Linked DNA regions of Homo sapiens: region 2 is linked to region 1. The links are chromatin loops, found by intact Hi-C in ENCODE. Cell type or tissue: lower leg skin. All regions are shown on one strand. Links, peaks and the distances in the headings refer to the core of each region. The heading gives the core; the rest is flanking DNA.

Region 1 (11,730 bases), core at 2,247-10,246:
ATTTTATTTTGAGATGGAGTCTTGCTCTGTCACCCAGGCTGGAGTGCGTGGCACGATCTCGGCTCACTGCAACCTCTGCCTCCCGGGTCCAAGCGATTCTCCTGTCTCAGCCTCCCGAGTAGCTGGGATTATAGGCATGCGCCACCACACCCGGCTAATTTTTGTATTTTTAGTAGAGACGGGGTTTCACCGTGTTAGTCAGGCTGGTCTCGAACTCCTGACCTCATGATCTGCCCTCGGCCTCCCAAAGTGCTGGCATTACAGGCGTGAGCCACTGTGCCTGGCCTTTATTAGTGTATTTTAAAGCTTTATCCTTGGGTACATACAAGTTTAGAATTTTTATGCCTTTTAGGTAAATTGGTACCTTTATCATTATGTAATGTGCTTTTTTATCCAAATTTATATCTTTTGTTCTGCAGTGTCCACATATCGATTCCACTTTTCTTGTGATCACTCTTTACAATGTGTATCGTTTACCTTCATTTTGATTTTAACCTATTTCTTTTTTATATTTAAATGGATTTTTGTTGTTTTGTAATCAGCATTCATTAAAAATTTTTAGCTGAATACTTTTTACTTTTGTTAGGGTTCCCTGTGTCTCTTCCTTTCATGTTGTGCCACAGATGAGCCATTATTTATATCTTTTCTCTCATTGGAGGTTCCTTTTTTTAGGGGAAATTAAATAATCTGAAATATAAGGAAAGGATATGTTGATTTCAAGAAAGGTTGTTTTTGTTCCTTATCTGGCTTGTTCTTGTTGTGAGGGTGGGAGCAATACTCTTTGCAGCTTTCTGCATTCTAGGAAGAAGTGGAATTTTACACTACCATTTGCTTTCTTTACAGGTTTACCTTGGTATTCAGTGTCTGTCCATAGGACTAATTAAAACTATACCAGACTCCTTCTATTTTAAACCTATCCGTTCAGTCTCAAGTTATCTTTTTGCATTGCCTCTCACGTCTGTCCCTTCATTTCTTTTACCAGCAGTGCTTGGTTTTTACTGTTTGCTTTGGTTTTAATTTCCTTTTTATTTTTTTAATTTCAGAAGGTGGAAGCTTATGTCATTGACTTGAGCATTTTTTATGCATGTTTTAGTGCCTCTTTCTGACTAGTCTCTTCTTTTCTCCATCCAATCCATCCTGTGCCTGATTTTTAGAAAAGACTGGTGTACAGTTTGCCCCTTTTGCTTTAAAATTTATTTTTCATTGTTACAACCCACTCTCAGTAGCCTCCATTGTAACACCCTCCCATGCTCCCACCACCATTATGAAGAAGTAAAGTCCAAACTTTCTCAGTATTTGTAGTTCTTCATGGTCTGTGCTTTAACCTTCCTTCCAGTCTTATTTTTTATTTCCATTGTTGGCCCCCAATGCCTGTGTTCTCTTCCCTTCCATATGAATCTTCCATATGAATATCTTCCATATGAATATGATAGTATTCATATTCATGCGATCTCCCCTTTTTTTGGAATACCCTTCTTTTTTCTTTTAGCCTAAATTCTGTTTTTAAGATGCAGTTAAAGCTTCTCCTTTATGCATATCTCTTATAAGATATATTATTTGCAGACTTTTCCCCCCATTCTGTGAGTTGCCTTTTCACTTTCTTGATGATGTCATTTGCAGCGTAGGATTTTAATTTTGATGAAGTCCAGTTTTCTATTTTTTTTTTGGTGGTGGTTTTTTTTTTGGTTGCTTGGGCTTTTGATGTTGTATCTAAGAAGGCCTTGACTAACCCAAGGTCATGAAGACTTATTCTGTGCTTTCTTCTAAAAGTCATATGGTTTTTAGTTCTTGTCAGTCTTGGGTTTTTTTTTGTTTTTTTTTTTTGAGTTAATTTTTGTGTATGATGTGAGGAAGAGGTCTAACTCCAGTCTTTTGAATGTGGATATCCAGTTGTCTCTGCACCACTTATGGAAAAGACTATTCTTTCTTCATTGAATTGTTTTGGTGCCCTTGATGAAAATCAGTTGACTATAAAAACCAGGGTTTATTTCTGGAGTCTCAGTTCTATTCCATTGCTCTGTATGTTTATTCTTTTTTTTTTTTTTTTTTTTTGAGACGGAGTCTCGCTCTGTCGCCCAGGCTGGAGTGCGGTGGCACAATCTCGGCTTCCTGCAAGCTCCGCCTCCCGGGTTCATGCCATTCTCCTGCCTCAGCCTCCCAAAGAGCTGGGACTACAGGTGCCTGCCACCACGCCCGGCTAATTTTTCTGTATTTTTAGTAGAGACGGGGTTTCACTGTGTTAGCCAGGATGGTCTCGATCTCCTGACCTCGTGATCGCCCACCTCGGCCTCCCAAAGTGCTGGGATTACAGGCGTGAGCCACCGCGCCTGGCCGTATGTTTATTCTTATGATAGTACCATACTGTTTTGTAGTATGTTTTATAGCTTTGTAGTATGTTTTGAAATAGGGAAGTGTGAGTTCGACAACTTTGGTTTTCTTTTTCAAGATTACTTTTGTTACTCTTGGTACTTGAATTTCCATGTGAATTTTTAGGATCAATTTGTCAATTTCTGTTTTAAAAAAAGGCAGCTGGGATTTTGATAGGGATTATGTTGGATCTAGATCAATTTGCGGAATATTGCATTCTTAACAACATGAAGTCTTCAGATGCATGCATATGGAATGTCTTTTCGTTTAAGTCTTTCTTTCACCAGTGTTTTCAGTTTTCAGAGTATAAATCTTACTAAATATTTATTCTTGGTGATATTATTATAAATGGAATTGTTTTCTTTCCTTTTTGGCTTATTCATTGTAGGTGGATAGAAATAAAATCTATTTTTTTTGGATAAGAGCAGCTAAAATCAGTTGGGCACGGAGGCTCACGCCTGTAATCTTAGCACTTTGGGAGGCCGAGGTGGGTGGATCACTTGAGGTCAGGAATTTGAGACCAGCCTGGCCAACATGGTGAAACCCTGTCTCTACTAAAAATACAAAAAATTAGCTGGGTGTGGTGGCATGCGCCTGTAGTCCCAGCTACTCTGGAGGCTGAGGCAGGAGAATCGCTTGAACCCGGGAGGCGGAGGTTGCAGTGAGCCGAAGTCGTGCCACTGCACTCCAGCCTGGGCAAAAAAAAAAAGAAAAAGCAGCTAAAATCTATGTATTTAACAAAAATCTCTAATACAGTACCATTTTATTTATTATAGTCCTCATGTTGTATATTAGATCTCTGGACTTGTTCATCCTATGTATTTGCTACTTCGTATCCTTTGAACTACATCTTTTCAAAGGATGAAATTGGGTAATGTGATGCCTCTAGCTTTGGTCTTTTTGTGTAGGGTTGCCTTGACTATTCGGGCTCTTTTTCAGTTCCATATGAATTTTAAAATAGATTTTTTTTTTCTTTTTCCTAACTCTGTGAATAATGTCATTGGTAGTCTGATAGAAACAGCATTGAACCTGTAAATTGCTTTGGGCAGTGTGGCCATTTTAATGATATTGATTCTTCTTATCCATGAGCATGGAATGTTTTTCCATTTGTTCGTGTCATCTCTGATTTATTTGAGCTGTGTTTTGTAATTCTTGTAGAGAGCTTTCACCTCCCTAGTTAGCTGTATTCCTAGATATTTTATTCTTTATTGTGGCTATTGTGAGTGGGTTGCATTCTTGATTTGGCTCTCAGCTTGGGTATTGGTACACAGGAATGCTAGTGATTTTTGTACATTGATTTTATATCCTGAAACTTTGCTTATCAGCTGAAGGAACTTTTGATCAGAGACTATGGGATTTTCTAGGTGTAAAATCATCATCTGCAAACAGGAATAGTTTGACTTCCTTTTTTCTTATTCCGATGCTCTTTATTTCCTTCTCTTGTCTGATTGCTGTGGCTAGGACTTCCAATACCATGTTGAATAGGAGTGGTGAGAGAGAGCATCCTTATTTTGTTCTGCCTTTCAAGGGGAATGCTTTCAACTTTTGCCTCTTAAGTATGATGTTGGCTGTGGATTTGTCATAGATGGCTCTTATTATTTTGAAGTATGTTCCTTCAATGCCTAGTTTGTTGAGCTATATACCACACTTTCTTTATCCACTAATCGGCTGATGGGCACTTCAGTTGATTCCATACTTTTGCAGTTGTGAATTGTGCTGCAATAAACAAGTGCAGGTTTCTTTTTGATATTATGACTTCTTTTATTTTGGGTAGATACCCAGTAGTGGGATTGCTGGATCGAATGGTTGATCTGCTTCTAGTTCTTTGAGAAATCCTCACACTGTTTTCCATAGAGGTTGTGCTAATTTACATTTCCACCAACAGTGTATAAGCATTCCCTTTTCACTGCATCCTCGCCAACATCTATTGTTTTTTTACTTTATTTTCCATATAAAAAGGGGTTTATTTAGATGTTAGAATCATCTAGTGATTCAGAAAGATTGGACATGAATCCACCCAGGCCCAGGGCTGAGCTGCAGAGCAGCCGCTGACATCCGCGGGGATTTCACATGCAACAGGGAGCTCTCACGTGCTTGCTGGCCATTGTGCTTTAAATCGTTTTTTCCAGCGGACAGCTGTGACTGCAGTTTTCAAATGTGCTCTGGCCTCCAAGGACCAGGGGGGCGGTGGGGGGCGGGGGTGTCCTCTGTATAAAAAGTGCTGTCCTGCGAGCTTCCCGACGGACACTTTGGGGCATCTGAGCGATTCCCGGGGAGGGCAGCTCTGCCTTCCTCAGGCTACCACTGCAGCCACCGACGGACATTCTCACCAGCAATCAACCAAAAAACATCAGAGTCTCTGTGAACTTGGCTGCGATGATAAGAACCAAATGTTTTCTAATCTAAGACTTGTATGCAGAACACAGGAAATTGCAATTAGGAACACCCTACAAAATTGAACAACAGTATTTTCTAAAAATATTTTTTACATCACTTTAAATAATTTACAGAAAGCTACAGAAATCATATTTACCAGGACACATCTGTTAAATAAAAGCATTGTTTCATGTTGGTGTACGTCTATACAGGGCTATGTATAACCGACTCCTGTTTCTCCTCCCTGCAACCACAGAACCATCACACACACACACACACACACACACACACACACACACACACACACACACACACACACACACACACGGATACACGCACAGATACGCTCCTTTCCACAAATGCACGCAAACCGGGACGCAAACCCACAACTCGAGGGCTTAGACCTTCACTGCTGAGCTGCCGCCACTGTCCTCCGTGCGCGGAGTGTCGCTGAAGTCACTGGCGTCACTAACCAAGGCGTGCCCGCCCAAGGTGCCCTGGTCCTGGTCGTCCCTATCGATGACCCTTCGTCAATACCTCAGGTCTAAAATGCTTTCCTCCGAGCCCGAGTTCCTCCTGTCGGGCAAACTCCGCCCTGTCTGTGCCTTGCTGCTTGGCCAGGGCCCGCCGTCCTTCTTCGCCAGCAAGTGTGGGCTTCCAAAGACAGGGCTGGGCCCGGCCTGGGCCTCCCTGAAGGCAGAGAAGGACGGGCCCTGTGGAGGCAGCCCCATGTCGGGCTGAAGAGGCTGGCCTGCCTGCCCCCCTGGGAGACACCCTTTCCAAAATGGAAGAGCTGGGTGGACAGCGCGGGGAGAAGCCCACAAGGGGTAGGCTGGGCAGGCCCCAGGCGGGGCCCTCGGACCCCTTGTCTTTCCCGCTCCCGACGCCCCGCCTCCACTCCGCATCTCTACTTTCCGAGCGCAGCGCGCACGGGTTCCGGTGGGTGAAGTCGCTCGAGGGCAGGGTGTGGTCAGCCTGGGCTCCAGAGTCCCTTTCAGCTTCCTGGCTAGGGGTCAGGAAGCCCCGGCTCCCGCAGCCCATGTGAAAGCTCCCCCCAGCACCTCCGGCCTCGGTGCCCGCTGTGGCACTGCTGGGCAGCTGAATAAAAGCACTTCTGGCAGCATGCTCGGCCCCTCGTGAGCGCTGGTCTTTCTGAATGTAAACATTTCTCCTGCTCGCTGAGAGCCCCTTGGCGGAGACACTGCCACTGGTGCTCCTGGGCGGTGCCGGATCCCCTTGGGCGGGAGCAGCGGGGAGCCCCTTCCTGCCCTGGCTGAACAGGTCGGCTGTGCCCTGTGCTCCAGCGCTCTCTGCACCTCATGGCCCTTCTGCCGGCTGTGGGACCCCCCTGGCCCACTGACTCCGCGTGCACACGCCAGGCGGTGGGGCCCGCTCCTTCCTGCACAGCAACTCTGGCCTGAATGAGCCCCATTTCCCGAGAGCAGCAGGGCCCTCTGCCTGAACTTCTGAACTGCTCAGACTCCTTGGCCTTTTCCGCCAAAAACTTACTAATCTACAGTTCGATGCTCTCGTCACTGTCCACTGAACTCCTGTCGTCAGACAGGGAGCCGGGGCTGGGAGCTGGGCCCTGGCATTCCCTGGGGAAATGGATTCCCTTCAGAGGCGGAGGCAGAGGCGCATCCCCTCACTCGGAAGGCCGGGGCCGTGTCCTGGCTCCTGACGCCCTCCTGCTTCGTCTTCTCTGCCATACTGCCACAGACACTGGGAGGTTTGTTCCCTGGACCCTCGCCGCTGTCTCTCTTGGACTTGGAGAGTCAGCTATTAAGCACCGGCGGGCTTCTGTCTTTCCAGTCTCTCGGGAGCCCGCCCAGCTGCTCCAGGAAGTGCATCTGGGCAGTGCTGAACCTGACCTTCCTGCACGCAGCCCTGGGTTCCCTGCACCTCTTCTTGAGCTTTCGCTTGGACCTTAAGTCCTTGATGGCCGTGTCCAGGTCCTCGTCACTGTCCAGGGAGCTGCTCTTGTCTTCGGAGCTCTCCTTCTCGTCCAGGTGCCTCACCTCGTCTGTCTTACCCTGGCCCTGCGTCATGCGAGTGTCGCCGGGCCCCTTGGCTGCGCCCTCCCCTCCCGGGACCTCGCTGGCTTTGCCCTGGACGGGCAGGTCCCGCCCCTCATGGCCGGGCACGGCTCACGCCTGGCTGTGGTCGGCATCCTGGCCACCATCTTTCACCACCTCCCGCGTTTTCTTGGGCGTGGACGGCCTCATGGCATGGCCGCCGCCTCTACGTTTCCTTTTGCAGCTCAGCAGCGGGTCCGGTGTTTTAGAGAGGGGGGCCTTGGGGCCACTGGTCTGGCTGTTGGGGCCAGGCGGTGAAAGTGGGCCCTGGGCAGCCTGCGAGCAGCTCTCACCTCTGGCCAGCAAACTCCCCGACTATGCCTTGAGGGTCAAAACGTCTGGATTTCCTGATCGATGCTGTCGTCGCTGTCCACGGAGCTACTGTCGCCGTCAGAGCGGGAAGGCACGTTCAGGGAGTAGAAGCGTGGGCTTGCAGAAAGGGACCTGTTGCTGCCTTACATGGGGGCCGGCAGGGTAGTCTTGGAAATGCCCAAGATTGCTTCCGCGCGCGTCAGTTCAGCGGACGTGTCTGCCTGGCACGAGGACCGTTCTACAAACTCGTTCCTGGAAGCCGGGCTCGCTGGAGGCGGAGCTTTGGTTTCCTTCGGGAGCTTGTGGGGAATGGTCAGCGTCTAGGCACCCCGGGCAAGGGTCTGTGGCCTTGGTGGCCACTGGCTTCCTCTAGCTGGGTGTTTTCCTGTGGGTCTCGCGCAAGGCACTTTTTTGTGGCGCTGCTTGTGCTGTGTGCGGGGTCAGGCGTCCTCTCTCCTCCCGGCGCTGGGCCCTCTGGGGCAGGTCCCCGTTGGCCTCCTTGCGTGTTTGCCGCAGCTAGTACACCTGGATGGCCTCCTCAGTGCCGTCGTTGCTGCTGGAGTCTGACGCCTCGGGCGCCTGCGCCGCACTTGTGACTTGCTTTCCCCTTCTCAGGGCGCCAGCGCTCCTCTTGACCCCGCTTTTATTCTGTGGTGCTTCTGAAGGGCTGCAGGGGGCTGCTGGCTTCGGGCTGCCCTTGTTCTCCTGCTTGGTCGTGACCCTGGACTTGAGGCTTCTGGGCTGCACGTTCGTCTTTGCTAACCGGGGAGGTTTGCGAAAGGCGAACTCTTTATGGGCGCCCTTCAGACCCTGCCGATGCGCCACCTTTGCGGCTAGCTCTTCGTGGGATTTCAAGAGTGACTTGGTCGAATTTTCGTTTGGGTCTGGTTTTTTATCTATTGACCCCATCACATTTTTGGGTCGCATGCTATCTCTTCTCATTCAGAAGCTGTTCTATTTCCGCCTTAATGCTCTGCTCGAAGGAGTCGTTGCTGCTCGCTCTGACCGGGAAGGCAGAACCCTAGTCCTCACTGGATCTCACCTGGCTGCCAGGGCCACCACCTGAGCCAGGTACAAGTTTTGGGGGGACACACGGAAGTCGGGGCACTGCCGTGAGATAGTTCTGGCTTACATCTACTGCCACTGCCTGCAGCCCTGGAAGGCTGGGCTGCGCCTGGCTGGCCCCTGCCAGCCCCGGGCTGTGCGGCTCCACTCTTTGCCTTTAGGTACTCCCGGATGGCTTCCGCAATGTCCCGGTCCACGGAATCATCATTGAATCTAGCACCAACGGGCCAAAGTCTGCAGTTTCCTCCTCCCTCATGGGGTCAAAGTCAGCAACAAGACCACAGGCAGGCAATGCGGGCTGCTCCTTGTGCACGGTGGGCTTGGCAGCTGGCTTGGCGTCTGCCCTGTGGCCCCTCTGTGCAGCGCGCTCATCGGTGGTGCCCCGAGCAACCCCGCTGCGCTGCAGCGTGCTGATGAGCATCTGCACCCGGGCGCTCACCGACACGCTCTCCACCCCCTCGTCAGCCTCCGAGAAGCACCCGGGGAACCTAAAGCTCCCTGGTGGGCCAAAGGCCTCCCATTTGGACTGGGGAGCAACCCCTGGAGTAGCGTTCCTGAGAAACATTCTAGCAGAAGGGGAGGGACGCGCAGAGGGACGACGCTTTATTTCTCTGCCAGCTTCATATACTCAAAAGGTTGGCAGCGGGGTGCAGTGGCTCAAGCCCGTAATCACAGCACTTTGAGAGGCCGAGGCGGGCGGATCGCGAGGTCAGGAGTTTGAGACCCGCCTGGCCAACATACTGAAACCCCGTCTCTACTAATAATACAAAAATTAGCCGGGCGTGGTGGTGTGAGCCTGTAGTCCCAGCTACTCGTGAGGCAGAGGCCAGGGAATCGCTTGAAGCCGGAAGGTGGAGGTTGCAGTGAGCTGAGATCGCCCCACTGCTCTCCAGCCTGGGTGACAGAGCGAGACTCCGTCTCAAAAAAGAAAAAAAAAAAAAAGAGTGGCAAGTGGTGCCCATGAGATAAAGTCTGCAAATGCTTCTTTGCAGTTTAAAAAGGACGACGACTATAAACCCAGGATCAGGACGACGTTACGCATAGATTTATTCTTGACCTGACCAACGAGCTCTTGAAATTCTCTTTGCAACTAGGTCGACTGTGAAACTGCAGCCAGTGTCCCCAAACGCCCCAAGGATAAGGCCTTTATCACTCCGACGCATCCTCTCTCTGCTTTTTAAATAGACTTTTGACTCGGCCAGGCCCCCTGCCACCCACCGCGCTGACCCTGCCTGCGCTTGCGTCCCGCGTCCCGCATCCGGGGGGAGGCGGCGGGCCCGGGTCTCTGGGGCTGGCCCATTTACTTAGTTTTGTTTTTGTTGCATTTGCTTTTGGTGACACTCCCTTTTTGATATTCCACATATAAATGAGGCAATAATTTTCTTTCTATGTCTGCTTATTTCACTTAGCATAATGGTCTCCCTGTCCACCTCGGCTCCCGCGCGGGGAGGAGGGGCAAGGGCCCTCCGCCCGGGCCCCGCCTCCCCGCGCGCCGCTGCCACCGCCCCGCACCTTTTTTTGACTTTTTAATAATGCTCATTCTGACTGTGATAAGGTGGTATCTCATTATGGTTTTAATTGGTATTTCCCTTGTGATTGGTGATGTTGAGTATTTTTCATGTTTCTTGGCCATTTGTGTATCTTCTTTTGAAAAATGTCCGTTTGGCTGGGCGCGGTGGCTCACGTCTGTAATCCTAGCACTTTCGGAAGCCAAGGCGGGTGGATCACCTGAGGTCAGGAGTTCGAGACCAGCCTGGCTAACATGGTGAAACTCCGTGTCTACTAAAAATACAAAAATTAGCTGGGCGTGGTGGCATGCGCCTGTAATCCCAGCTACTCTCGAGACTGAGGCAGGAGAATGACATGAACCCAGGAGGCGGAGGTTGCAGTGAGCCAAGGTTGCGCCATTGCACTCCAGCCTGGACGACAGGAGTGAAACTGCATTGCAAAAACAGCAACAAAAAAAATCCATTCATCTAGTTTGTCCACTTTTTAACAGGATTATTTGTTTTCTTCTTGCTGATTTTCTTGAGTTTCTTGTAGATTCTGGATCCTTTGTTGGATGTATAGTTTGTAAATATTTTCTCCCATTCTGAGGGTTGTCTCTTTTCTCTGTTGATTATTTATTTTGCTATGCAGAAACTTTTTAGTTTAAGTCCCATTTACTTAGTTTTGTTTTTGTTGCATTTGTTTTTGGTGACACCCCCTATTTTTTAGATTCCACATATAAATGAGATCATGCAATAATTTTCTTTCTGTGTCTGCTTATTTCACTTAGCATAATGGCCTCCATGTCCACCTGTGTTGTGGCAAGTGACAGGATCACCTTTCTTTTTATGGCTGAATAATATTCCATTGTTTATATATACTACATTTTGTTTATCCACTTCTCTGTTGACAGACACATAGGTTGTTTCCATATTACTTAGCTGTATATAGAAATACAGGTGGTTTTTGTATGTTGATTTTGTACTCTGAAAACTTGGTGAACTAATTTATTAGCTTCAATAGTTTCTTAGTGAATTCCTTAGGATTTTCTAGATGTAAAATAATGTCATTTGCAAATAGAGATAGTTTTACTTCTTCCTTTAAAATCTGGATACCTTTTATTTCTTTTTCTTGCCTAATTGCTTTGTCTAAAATCTCCAATAGAATGTTGAATAGAATGATGAGAAGGACATTGTTGTCTCTTCCTGGATCTTAGTGGGAGACCATCCAGTTTTTCACCATTAAGTAGATGTTAGCTGTGGGGTTTTTGTAGATGCCTTTCATCAGTTGAAGAATTTTTTATTTCTAGGGTGTTGAGTGTTTTGTTATGAAAGGGTGTTGGATTTTGTCAAATGATTTTTCTGCTTCTATTGATATAATAATGTAGTTCTTGTTCTTTATTGAAATGGTGTAGTATATTAGTTGATTTTCAGGTGTTAAACCAACATTGCATCTCTGGAATAAGTCCCACTTGGTCACAATGTATAATCCTTTTGATATGTTGCTAGATTTGGTTTGCTAATTTTTTTTTTTGAGGATTTCTATACGTGTATTTATAAGAGATTTTGGTCTTTAGTTTTTTTCCTTGTGCTGTCTTTGTCTGATTTTAGTATCAAGATAATACTGGCCTTTCACAGAATGGACTGGGAAGTGTTCCCTCCTCTTCTGTTTTGATGGGGCAGTTTGTGAAGAATAGATATTAATTCTTCTTTAAATATTTGGTAGAATTCATCAGTGATGCCATCTGGGCCTGGACTTTTCTCTGTGGAAAGTTTCAAAATTACTAATTCAGTCATTTTACTTGTTATAGGTTTATTCAGTTTGTCAGTTTCTTTCTGAATCAGTTTTTATACTTTATATTTTTCTAGGAATTTGTCTACCTCATCTAAGTTACCTAGTTCATTGGCAAATAATTGTTCATGGCATTGCCATTATAATCCTTTTTATTTCTGTAAGGTTAGTAGTAATTTTTTTTTATTTCATTCCCGATTTTGGTTAATTTGAGCCTTCTCTCTTTTATCTTGGTCAGTCTAACTAGAAGTTTCTC
Region 2 (11,730 bases), core at 2,211-10,210, 76 kb after region 1:
TTATAAAATGTAGCAGTTAATTACATAAGGGTAAAGAACAGAGAGGAGTCAACTTATGATGACATGCAGGTTTCTGGCTTGTATAACTTAAGTGGATAGTAGTGTCATTCATTAAAATAAGATACCTAGGATTGAATGAGGTTTGCTTGGGAAGATGAATTTCATTTGATGAGTTTTAAGTAATTATAGGTCATTTCAATAGAGGTGTCAAGTAGCAGTTGGATATGTGTGTCTGGAACTTAGGAAAGAAATCTAGGCTAAGATTATGGACCATAAAAAATGCCACCCTTTTTTGACAGTTTATCTTGTGCCAGGCACTTTGGTGAGCACTTCTTAAATTTAATTTTCATCATAATCCATGAGGTAGTTTACCCTAGATCAGGAAATGAATGCTTAGAAAAGTTTAATAACTTGCCCTAGACCACACAAGCAAAATGGCAAGATCTGTGATTTGAACCCAGGTCTTTCTGGCTCCAAAGCTATTAATCCTTATGCTTTGCTGAGTAACTGAAGTTTGGAGAAGGGATAAGATCACTTAAGGGGAGAATATAGTATGAGAAGAGAAGGAGGCTAAAGATAGAATTCTAAGGAGCTCTAACATTTAAAGGATGGACAGAAAAGAGAAGCCTGTGCCTACAAAAGAGATTGAAATAGAACAGCCAGGAAGATAAGAAGAAAATCAGGAGAAGTGGTATCATAGAGAGACCGACCAGGTGCAATGGCTCCCGCCTGTAATCCCAGCACTTTGGGAGGCTGAGGCAGGTGGATCACTTGAGGCCAGGAGTTCGAGACTAGCCTGACCAACATGACAAAACCCTGTCTCTACTAAAAATACAAAAATTAGCTGGGCCTGGTGGTGAATGCCTGTAATTCTAGCTACTCGGGAGGCTGAGGCATGAGAATCGCTTGAGCCCGGGAGGCGGAGGTTGAGTGAGCCAAGATTGTGCCACTGCACTCCAGCCTCAGTGACAGAGCAAGACTCTGTCTCAAAAATAAAATAAAATAAAATTAAATTAAATTAAAAACTGAAAAAAAGGAAAAGGAGAGAGAGAACATTACAAAGTCTGAGTGAGTGCTTGCTCACTCAGACTTTTCAGATAGGAGCTGAAAAGTTTTAGCAACAATGAAGTCACTGGTGACAGTGACAAGGACTGTTAAATGAAGGGGTGGGGATAGGATGAGATCTGAATGAGAGATAAAGTGGACACAGTCAAATAGATGGCTTTTATCAAAAGTTTTGCCTGTGAAGAGAAATAAAGATATAACAGAAGTAAAGATACAGCTTGATGTATGTGAAGTAGAGGGAATATAAACATATTTTTTAAATCAGAAAGGTAGGGTTTAAATATTGATGGAAAAGAGCCATTAGAAGTGTTCTCTATTGCTGGATAACAAATTAGTGGCTTTAAACAAATATTTTATTTTGCTTATGATTTTTTGGGTCAGGAATTTGGGTTGAACTTGACTGGGTGGTTTGTCTCCGACTATGTGTCAGCAGGTGCCTGGAGCTATAGGGTCCACTTCCAAGATGCTTCTTCACTCACAGGTCTGGCATCTTACCGCTCCTTGGTGCACACTCAGCTCTCTTCCTCCCATCCTCCCTCCCTAGAGTGGTTAGAATGTTAAGCTTTGGAGTTTTCACCTGCAGAGAGAAGATAGGAGATTCATAGTGAAAGTAGAGGTTTTAAGAAACAGGATATTTGGCAGGGTGCAGTGTCTCACACCTGTAATCCCAGCACTTTGGGAAGCCAAGGTGAGAGGATTGCTTGAGCCCGAGTTCAAGACCAGCCTTGGCAACATAGGGAGACCCTGTCTCTACAGATAATTTTTAAAATTAGCCAGGTGTGGTGGCACACACCTGTGGTTCTTGGGAGGCTGAACTGGGAGAATTGCCTGAGCCTGGGATGTTAAGGCTGCAGTGAGCTGTGATTGCACCACAGCACACCAGCCTGGGTGGTAGAATGAGATCCTGCCTCAAAAACAAACAAAACAAGCAAACAACCCCAAAACAAACAAACAAAAAGTAACAGGATATTTCATTAAATAATTCATTCATTAAATAATGAAGTTGAACGTAATGAATTTAATGAAGTTTAATAGGTGTAGTGGGAGTAACAATGAGAATGAAAGTGTAGGAGGTTGTAGTCAAAGAGTTGTTTCACCTTAGAATTTCTGGAGACAGAACATTTCTGGGTAGTTTACTGTATTTTAAGAAATGATCTTGGGAGTGCATGAGGATCCTGGCCAAGGAGCCAGAAAGTACAGTGAGCAAGAGTCCAGGACATGTAGCAAGGAGGAATGTGACTGAAATAAAGACTAATGTCTTCAGTGCTTGAGGGGAGTAACCAGGAGACAAGTGGGACTAAATGGGGCAGAGGGCTAGAGAGGTCCTGAAAGCAAAACTCCTGGCTCACTTAAAAAAAAACTAATCTCTCTCTCAATACCTAATCTAATGTCTAACATATAGAATTTAGGTGCATAAAGCATTAGATTTGTAATGTCCTTTGATGAATTTACCTCTTTAATCATTATAAAATGACCCTCTCTTTATCCCTCGTAATATTGTTTGCTCTGAAAACTACTTGTGCCTGATACTAGTGAAGCCATTCCAGCTTTCTTCCCATTAATATCAACATGGCATATTTTCCCCATTCTTTATTTAACTTATACGTGTCTTTATTCTTAAAGAAGTGATTTTCTTATAGGCAGCATATTGTTGGGTGTTGCTTTCTTAAATCTTGCCTAACAGTATCTGCCTTTTAATTGGGATGTTTAGATTTAAATTTAATGTGACTATTGATATGGTTGGGTTTAAATTCTCCATCTTATTATTCATTTTCTATTTGTCTCATCTCCCTTTTCCTCCCTTTCCTCTTTTTCTGCCTTCTTTTGGATTGAATTTTTAAAATTCTGTTTTATCTTCTTTGTAGGCTTACTGTCTATACTTCTTTATTTTGTAATTGTTTTTTGATTTATAATATGAATCTTTAATCTTTAATAGTCTTTCTTTAAATAGTATTACACTACTTCACATACAGTATAAGAATCTTAGAATAGTATATTTCCATTTTCCCTTTTCCAACCTTTGGGCTGTTGTTGTCATACATTTTGCTTCGACAGAAGTTATAAGCTCTACAATACACTCATAACTTTTGTTTTAAACCAATTATCTCTTAAAGAGAATTCAAAACAAGAGAAAAAAGATGTTTTTATTTGATTACATATTTACCTTTCCAGTACTCTTCATTCCTTGTGTAGATCCAGATTCCTTTTGTTTTCCTTCTGACTGTAAAACTTTTTTTGGCCAGGGGCAGTGGCTCATACCCGTAATCCCAACACTTAGTGGGGCTGAGGCGGGAGGATCTCTTGAAGCCAGGAGTTCAAAACCAGCCTAGGCAACAAAGCAAAACTCTGTCTCTATTCTTATAAAACAAACAAAAAGCATTTCTATTTTTTTTTTCTTTTTGAGATGGAGTCTCTCTCTGTCACCCAGGCTGGAGTGCAGTGGCGCGATCTTGGCTCACTGCAACCTCCACCTCCTGGGTTCAAGCGATTCTCCTGCCTCAGCCTCCTGAGTAGCTGGGATTACAGGCACACGCCACCATGCCTAGCTAATTTTTATATTTTTAGTAGAGAAAGGGTTTCACCATGTTGATCAGGCTGGTCTCGAACTCCTGACCTCGTGATTTGCCTGCCTCGGCCTCCTCCCAAAGGGCTGGGATTACTGGCATGAGCCACCGCACCCAGCCAACAAAAAACATTTCTTGTGTGCATGTCTACTAGTGATGAATTCTTCCAGCTTTTATGTCTGGAAAAAAACATTTTACCTTTATTTTTAAAAGGTCTTTTGCTGGGTATTGAATTCTAGGTTGACAGTCTTTTTGTTTTTTCTTTGAGTGCTTTAAAAATATTGCTCCACTGTCTTCTGGTTTGCCTTGTTTCTTTTTTTCTTTTTTTTGAGATGAAGCCTCGCTCTTTTGCCCAGGCTGGAGTGCAGTGGCATGATCCCAGCTCACTGCAACCTCTGCCTCCCAGGTTCAAGCGATTCTTCTGCCTCAGCCTCCTGAGTGACTGGGACTAAAGGCACATGCCACCATGCCCGGCTAATTTTTGTATTTTTAGTAAAGATGGGGTTTCACCATGCTGGCCAGGCTGGTCTCGAACTCCTGATCTCAGGTGACCCACCCACCTTGGCTTCCCAAAGTGCTGGGATTACAAGCATGAGCCACCACGCCTGGCCTTGTTCTTTTTTTGCTGTATCTTTTTCCTGCAGGTTTTTCTTTCTGTATTTCATGTTGAATACCTTCTAAAGCTATGTCTTCAAGTTTATTAATTTTTTTCTTCTGAGGTATCTAATCTGCTATTAATCTCATTTATTGTATTTTTAGTCTTACTATAGTTTTCATTTCTAGAAATTTGATTTGGGTCCTTTTTATATCTTCCATATCTATTTTTATTATGTTTATGCTTTTCTTTACCTTCTTGAACATATGGGATATAGGTATTATAACTTTTTAAATGTCCCTGTTACTAAGTCTAGTACCTATGTCTTTTTAGGTCTGTTTCTCTTGACTGATAGTTCTCTCTCTCTCTCTCTTTTTTTTAAGAGTCGTATGTTTCTGCTTTTTTGACTGCTTGGTGATTTTTTTGTTAGGTGCCAGATATCATGAATTTTGCTTTAGTGGGTCCTGGATATTTTTGTATTCCTTTCACTATTTTGACCTGTGTTTTGGAACACAATTAAATTATCTGGAAATAATTTGACTTTTTTAAGGCTTCATTTATTTATTTATCTGGTTTTTGTTTTTGGACACAGAGCAGTCTTTAATCAATAGCCGATTTTCCTTCACTATCCAGGCATTGCTCTTCTGAGTACTCTACTGAATATCCCATATATGACAAGGTTTTTCCACTCTGGCTAGTTGAAAGCAGAACTCTTCCTGACCCTGTGTCAGCTCCTGGAAGGATTCTACTCCTTCCCATGGTTCTTCCCTGGTTTTGAGTAGTATCATCACATCCATGCACTGATCAGTACTCAGCTGAAGACTCAAGCTTAACCCTCTGCAGACCTCTGGAGTTCTCTTTTTGTAGCTTTCTTCTCTCTAGTATTCTGTCCTGCTAATTTTAGTTTGCCTTGGCATCTCCCATTTCTTAACTCTGTTTCTTCAACTGGGGGACCACTGGGCTGCATTCCAGTTTCTCATCTCTGGACTGTGGACCATAAACTGTCCCCAGGCAGTAAGCTGTGGCAATAATGAGGCTCACCATTTGTTTTCCTTCTCCCAGGGATTGCTGTTCTGTACTGCCTGTTGTTTATTGTGTAAAAAGAATTCTTTTATTTATGTTGTTCAATTTTGTGGTTGTTTAAACGAATCTGGTCCCTGTTTCTTCATCAGAGCTGGCAGGGTTACTAAACGTAAGGCTTAGTGATTGATGAAGTATTTACAAATATGAAATATGTACACTTACAGAATATTTAGGGTATCATTTCCGCTTCCTTGTGTTAAATGCATCAGGTCTTCTGACTGATGCATTATACTGTTTCAGAGGGGTGCTTACTATATGGAGAACATAGAAGTACTAGTTATTAACTATTTTTTTGTATTAAATTTTGGTACGTCACATAAACATTGAGTCTCCTTTAAATGTGTCAAATGTAGCTGACTTACTAATTGGATTCTGTCATACTCTTTTTCTGTGGTCACCAAATATTAGCAAATTTCTTCATTCAGTTACACAAGTACTTGGCCAACATACTTTTACATAAGAAAATACTTAGGATGGGCTGGCAAGATAGCCAAATAGGAACAGCTCTGGTCTGCAGCTGCCAGCGAGATCAACCCAGAAGGCAGGTGATTTCTCCATTTCCAACTGAGGTACCTGGCTCATCTCATTGGGACTGGTTAGACAGTGGATGCAGCCCACGGAGGGCAAGCTGAAGCAGGATGGGGCATCACCTCACCCGGGAAGCACAAGGGGTTGGGGAACTCCCTCCCCTAGCCAAGGGAAGCTGTGACAGACTGTGTCATGAGGAACATTGCATTCCAGCCCAGATACTATGCTTTTCCCACAGTCTTCGCAACCCACAGACCAGGAGATTCCCTCGGGTGCCTACACCACCAGGGCCCTGGGTTTCAAGCACAAAACTGGGCAGCTGTTTGGGCAGATACCGAGCTAGCTGTAGGAGTTTTCTTTCGTACTCCAGTGGTGCCTGGAATGACAGCGAGTTAGAACCATTCACTCCCCCGGAAAGGGGGCTGAAGCCAGGGAGCCAAGTGGTCTACCTCAGCGGATCCCACCCCCATGGAGCCAAGCAAGCTAAGATCCACTGGCTTGAAATTCTCGCTGCCATCACAGCAGTCTGAGGTCGACCTGGGATGGTAGAGCTAGGTAGGGGGAGGGGCATTCCCCATTACTGAGGCTTGAGTTTTCCCCTCACAGTGTAAACAAAGCCACCAGGAAGTTCAAACTGGGCAGAGCCTACCACAGCTCCCTAAATCCGCTGTAGCCAGACTGCCTTTCTAGATTCCTCCTCTCTGGGCAGGGCATCTCTGAAAGAAAGGCAGCAGCCCCAGTCAGGGGCCTATAGATAAAACTCCCATCTACCTGGGACAGAGCACGTGGGGGAAGGCGCAGCTGTGGACACATCTTCAGCAGACTTAAACATTCCTGCCTGCTGGCTCTGAAGAGAGCAGCAGATCTCCCAGCACAGTGCTCAAGCTCTGCTAAGGGACAGACTGTCTCCTCAAGTGGGTCCCTGACCCCTGTGCCTCCTGACTGGGAAACACCTCCTGGCAGGAATCAACAGACACCTCATACAGGAGAGTTCCAGCTGCCATCTGGTGGGTACCCCTCTGGGACGAAGCTTCCAGAGGAAGGAACAGGCAGCAATCTTTGCTCTTCTGCAACCTCCACTGGTGATACCAGGCAAACAGGGTCTGGAGTGGACCTCCAGCAAACTCCAGCACACCTGCAGCAGAGGGGCCTGACTGTTAGAAGGAGAACTAACAAACAGAAATGAATAGCATCAACATCAACAAAAAGGACGTCCACACAGAAACCCCATTTGAAGGTCATCAACATCAAAGACCAAAGGTAGATAAATCCATGAAGATGAGGAAAAACCAGCACAAAAAGGCTGAAAATTCCAAAAACCAGAGCGCCTTTTCTCTTCCAAAGAATGACAACTCCTCCCCAGCAAGGGGAGTTTGACGAATTGACAGAAGTAGGCTTCAGAAGGTGGGTAATAACAAACTCCTCCGAGCTAAAGGACCATGTTCTAACCCAATGCAAGGAAGCTAAGAACTTTGAAAAAAGGTTAGAGGAATTGCTAACTAGAATAACCAGTTTAGAGAAGAACATAAATGACCTGACGGAACTGAAAAAACACAACACGAGGACTTTGTGAAGCATACACAAGTACCAATAGCTGAATCGATCAAGCAGAAAAAAAGGATATCAGAGATTGAAGATCAGCTTAATGAAATAAAGCGTGATGACAAGATTAGAGAAAAAAGAATGAAAAGGAATGAACAAAGCCTCCAAGAAATAGGGGACTATGTGAAAAGACCAAACCTATGTTTGATTGGTGTACCTGAAAGTGACAGGGAGAGTGGAACCAAGTTAGAAAACACTCTACAGGATATTATCCAAGAGAACATCCCCAACCCAACAAAACAGGCCAACATTCAAATTCAGGAAATACAGGGAACACCACAAAGATACTCCTCAAGAAGAGGAACCCCAGGACATATAATCGTCAGATTCACCAAGGTTGAAATGAAGGAAAAAATATTAAGAGCAGCCACTGCTCAAGGAAATAAGAGAGGGCACAAACAAATGGCAAAACATTCCATGCTCATGGATGGGAAAAATTATAGCGTGAAAATGGCCATACTGCCCACAGTAATTTATAGATTCAATGCTATCCCCATCAAGCTACCTTTGGCTTTCTTCACAGAATTAGAAAAAACTACTTTAAATTTTATATAGAACCTAAAAAGAGCCCATATAGCCGAGACAATCTTAAGCAAAAAGAACAAAGCTGGAGGCATCACGCTACTTGACTTCAAACTATACTACAAGGCCACAATAATCAAAACAGCATGGTACTGGTACCAAAAAAGATAAATAAACCAACGGAACAGAACAGAGACCTCAGAAATAATGCCACACATCTACAACCATCTGATTTTTGACAAACTTGACAAAAACAACCAATGGGGAAAGGATTCCCTATTTAATAAATGATATTGGGAAAACTGACTAGCCATATGCAGAAAACTGAAACTGGACCCCTTCCTTACACCTTATACAAAAATTAACTCAAAATGGATTAAAGACTTAAACATAACACCTAAAACCATAAAAACCCTAGAAGAAAACCTAGGCAATACCATTCAGGACATAGGCATGGGCAAAGACTTCATGACCAAAACACCAAAAGCAATGGCAACAAAAGCCAAAATTGACGAATGGGATCTAATTAAACTAAAGAGCTTCTGCACAGCAAAAGAAACTATCTTCAGAGTGAACAGGCAACCTACAGAATGGGAGAAAATTTTTGCAATGTATCCATCTGACAAAGGGCTAAAGTCCAGAATCTACAAGGAACTTAAACAAATTTACAGGAAAACAAACAACCCTATCAAAAAGTGGGTGAAGGATATGAACAGACACTTCTCAAAAGAAGATATTTATGTGGCCAACAAACATATGAAAAAAAGCTCATCACCACTGGTCATTAGAGAAATGCAAATCAAAACCACAGTGAGATACCATCTCATGCCAGTTAGAATGGTGATCATTAAAAAGTCAGGAAACAACAGATGCTGGAGAGGCTGTGGAGTAATAGGAATGGTTTTATACTGTTGGTGGCAGTGTAAATTAGTTCAACCATTGTGGAAGACAGTGTGGCGATTCCTCAAGGATCTAGAGCCAGAAATAATATTTGACCCAGTAATCCCATTACTGAGCATATACCCAAAGGATTATAAATCATTCTACTAAAAAGAACATGCACACATATGTTTATTGCAGCACTATTCACAATAGCAAAGACTTGAAACCAACCCAAATGCCCATCAGTGGTAGACTGGATAAAGAAAATGTGGCACATATACACCATGGAACACTATGCAGCCATAAAAAAGGATGAGTTCGTGTCCTTTGCAGGGACATGGATGAAGCTGGAAACCATCATTCTCAGCAAACTAACCAGGAAGAGAAAACCAAACAACACATGTTTTCACTTATAAGTTAAAACTGAACAGTGAGAACACATGGACACATGGAGGGGAACATCACACACCGGGGCCTGTCAGGGGGTGCGGGTCTAAGGGAGGGATAGCATTAGGAAAAATACCTAATGTAGATGATGGGTTGATAGGTGCAGCAAACCACCATGGCACGCGTATACCTATGTAACAAACCTGCACATTCTGCACATGTATCCTAGAACTTAAAGTATAATAAAAAAACAGAAAATATTTAAAATATATCTTTCAAATTATCTTTTCAAATTTAAATCGAGGGTCATTTTATGTATGAGTATAATTTGTAATGAATAGCCCATAGTTTTAGAGTCCTGATTCATTGACAAACTTATAAACAAAATTTTAAGCTTTTTTGGTATTCTTTTGAAATGTCAAAATTGATGGGAAGCAAACACAAAAGGGAGAACAGTCTGTGGCTCTGAAAAAACCAAAAAGGATATCTGTTGTATGTTTGTATGGTGGGTCATTAACCTTTGGTGTACTTTGCAGAAGTATTTTAAGTATTTACCATTGGACATTATTTGTTTTAAGTTATATTTTGCTGAGAGCTACAACTCAGGAAGGCAAGTGAATTGTAAGATAACGATTAAGCCACATTTAACACTTTTTAAAAGCATGGGCCAGGACAATGAAGCAGTATGATGCCATATATACTTTTACACAACAGCCATGCTAATATAATGATAAAGCAATTATGCTATATTTTTAAAAGCTTCTCATGAATTACCTAAAATAACCATGTATTTACTTTTCTTTGCCAGAAAGAGGAAACATTTTATTTTAATTTTAAAAAATTCAATTCTGAAAACATAGCTAAAGCTTTAACCTTTCTCACTCTGACCCAATATATTCCTAATATAGCTTTGCCCTTGACTTCCACAGCTAAATACTAGTTTCTCAAGTGATTTAGGAGACTTGACTTCATTATTCAAAACTGAAATTATTTAGCTTGTTCTAAATGCAACTTTGCTTCCCACTATGTCTATTTTTCCATTACTTTTCAAATCATCTGGGCTTAAATACTGAGCACTTTCTCCTTTTCTTTCTCAATAGTTTGATAGAGTCCTGTAATTTTTTTTTAAAGCTGTCTCTCATATTTATTATATTATTATTTTAATATACTTCATTACACTTCCCTAGAACAGATCATCAGCTCTCTTTAAGTAATTTGTCTGAGGTCACCCAGTTGGCATTTGAACTCATATTGGTTTGATTCCAAATTCCATACTGGTTTCTAGTAAAGGTCTCTGTCACTGTACTACATTATTTCTGTGAAATCATTCATGCTGTTTTTACTACCTCTATAATATATAGTCAGGCATATGGGACAGTATAAAGGGAGCAATACAAATAGTAAGTTAATTTTATTCTAAGTGAAAGCATAATATGTATGTGTATTTTTTATCCTGAGTAACAAGGGAAGTGTTTTGCCTAGGAGCTAATAAGTAACAAGAAAGGGAAAAGTAACATTTGTTGACTAGCTCCTTTGTGCAGTGCACTGTGACTATTGGTCTGGCTTATTCCTCAGGAAGAAGGATTAAAAGAAGACTTTACAAAAATGAGCAAACTATATTATAAAAGTAAATGCTAGTATGCATATATGTTTCATTCATGCAACTCCTAGAAATGAGAATTTACTATAAGTGTTTTCAGAATCCACAATAATTTAGGTTGAAATTAGGTATTTGGATCAACTTTCAAGGGAAGGGGTGACAATGAGGTGAAATAGACATCTAGATTGTTTTCGTAGACTGAAACATTGGACCTGAGGTTTTTGTTGTTGTTTTACTCTTTCTCTGTTTTTAGTAAAAGATTCCAGGTATGCCTAAAGTCATCTTCTATACGAATGCAAAAATGTAACGACAAAGAAGGGAAAATAAAAGAAGGCAATATCTTAGGAATAAATATTTTATAGTGACATTATTTTTCTGCTAGTGAACTAATAATCTACAAAAATTTTAAGATAGATAAGCAGAAAGAATACAAACAAAAAAAGATAGTAATTTAACTCATATGAATAATCATCCACTGAAATGTAGCAAGGATATGCTACATATGAAATGTAATTAGATGATTGCTTAAAGATCTAGGAATATAAGCTCAATGTAATAAAATAACTTTCTTCATCATTGTTAAGGATTAATAAGGCATTAAATGGGTTTTCATGTGGGTCCTCATATGTTAAAAAGGACAACAATAAGAAAATCTAAAGAAACTGAGATAACTTATAAATCAATGCAGGTATTCTGTGTTAAATGCTTATGTAAGCCTGAGTTCTTCATCCAGATCTGTTTATGATTTTAAACATAAAATCATTTTCATTTCTAAACCTTTGCTCAAGTAACTTGTAGTACCTGAGTCCTATGTCTGATCCCTAAGTCTATTCTTTTCTCTATGTATCTATACCCTTCTTTAATTTTAAAACACTCTGACATATGAAAAAATGCCAGAGTTT

Evidence for each region. A loop is a pair of places that touch in the nucleus more often than their neighbours do. Peaks named below come from ENCODE experiments on the same cell type or tissue, not always from the same donor. Only the 100,000 strongest peaks of a DNase experiment are listed, where the experiment ranks them.
Region 2: a loop joins it to region 1, with 3.0 times the contacts of the local background. A loop is called at or near these places in 2 of 110 quality-filtered maps.

What each region holds. Positions count from the first base shown.
Region 1 is chr13:48,311,715-48,323,444 of GRCh38, forward strand. All of the region lies in intron 2 of RB1 (RB transcriptional corepressor 1), which reads left to right. It also overlaps the pseudogene PPP1R26P1. Among named protein-coding and RNA genes, the nearest start is that of RB1, 14 kb to the left of the region's middle. In lower leg skin, for the core only: no CTCF peak of the experiment used is centred there; DNase peaks (open chromatin) are centred at 6,514 and 9,608; H3K4me3 peaks cover 355 bases.
Region 2 is chr13:48,388,171-48,399,900 of GRCh38, forward strand. All of the region lies in intron 17 of RB1 (RB transcriptional corepressor 1), which reads left to right. It also overlaps a transcript of LPAR6 not described here. Among named protein-coding and RNA genes, the nearest start is that of LPAR6, 19 kb to the right of the region's middle. In lower leg skin, for the core only: no CTCF peak of the experiment used is centred there; no DNase peak of the experiment used is centred there.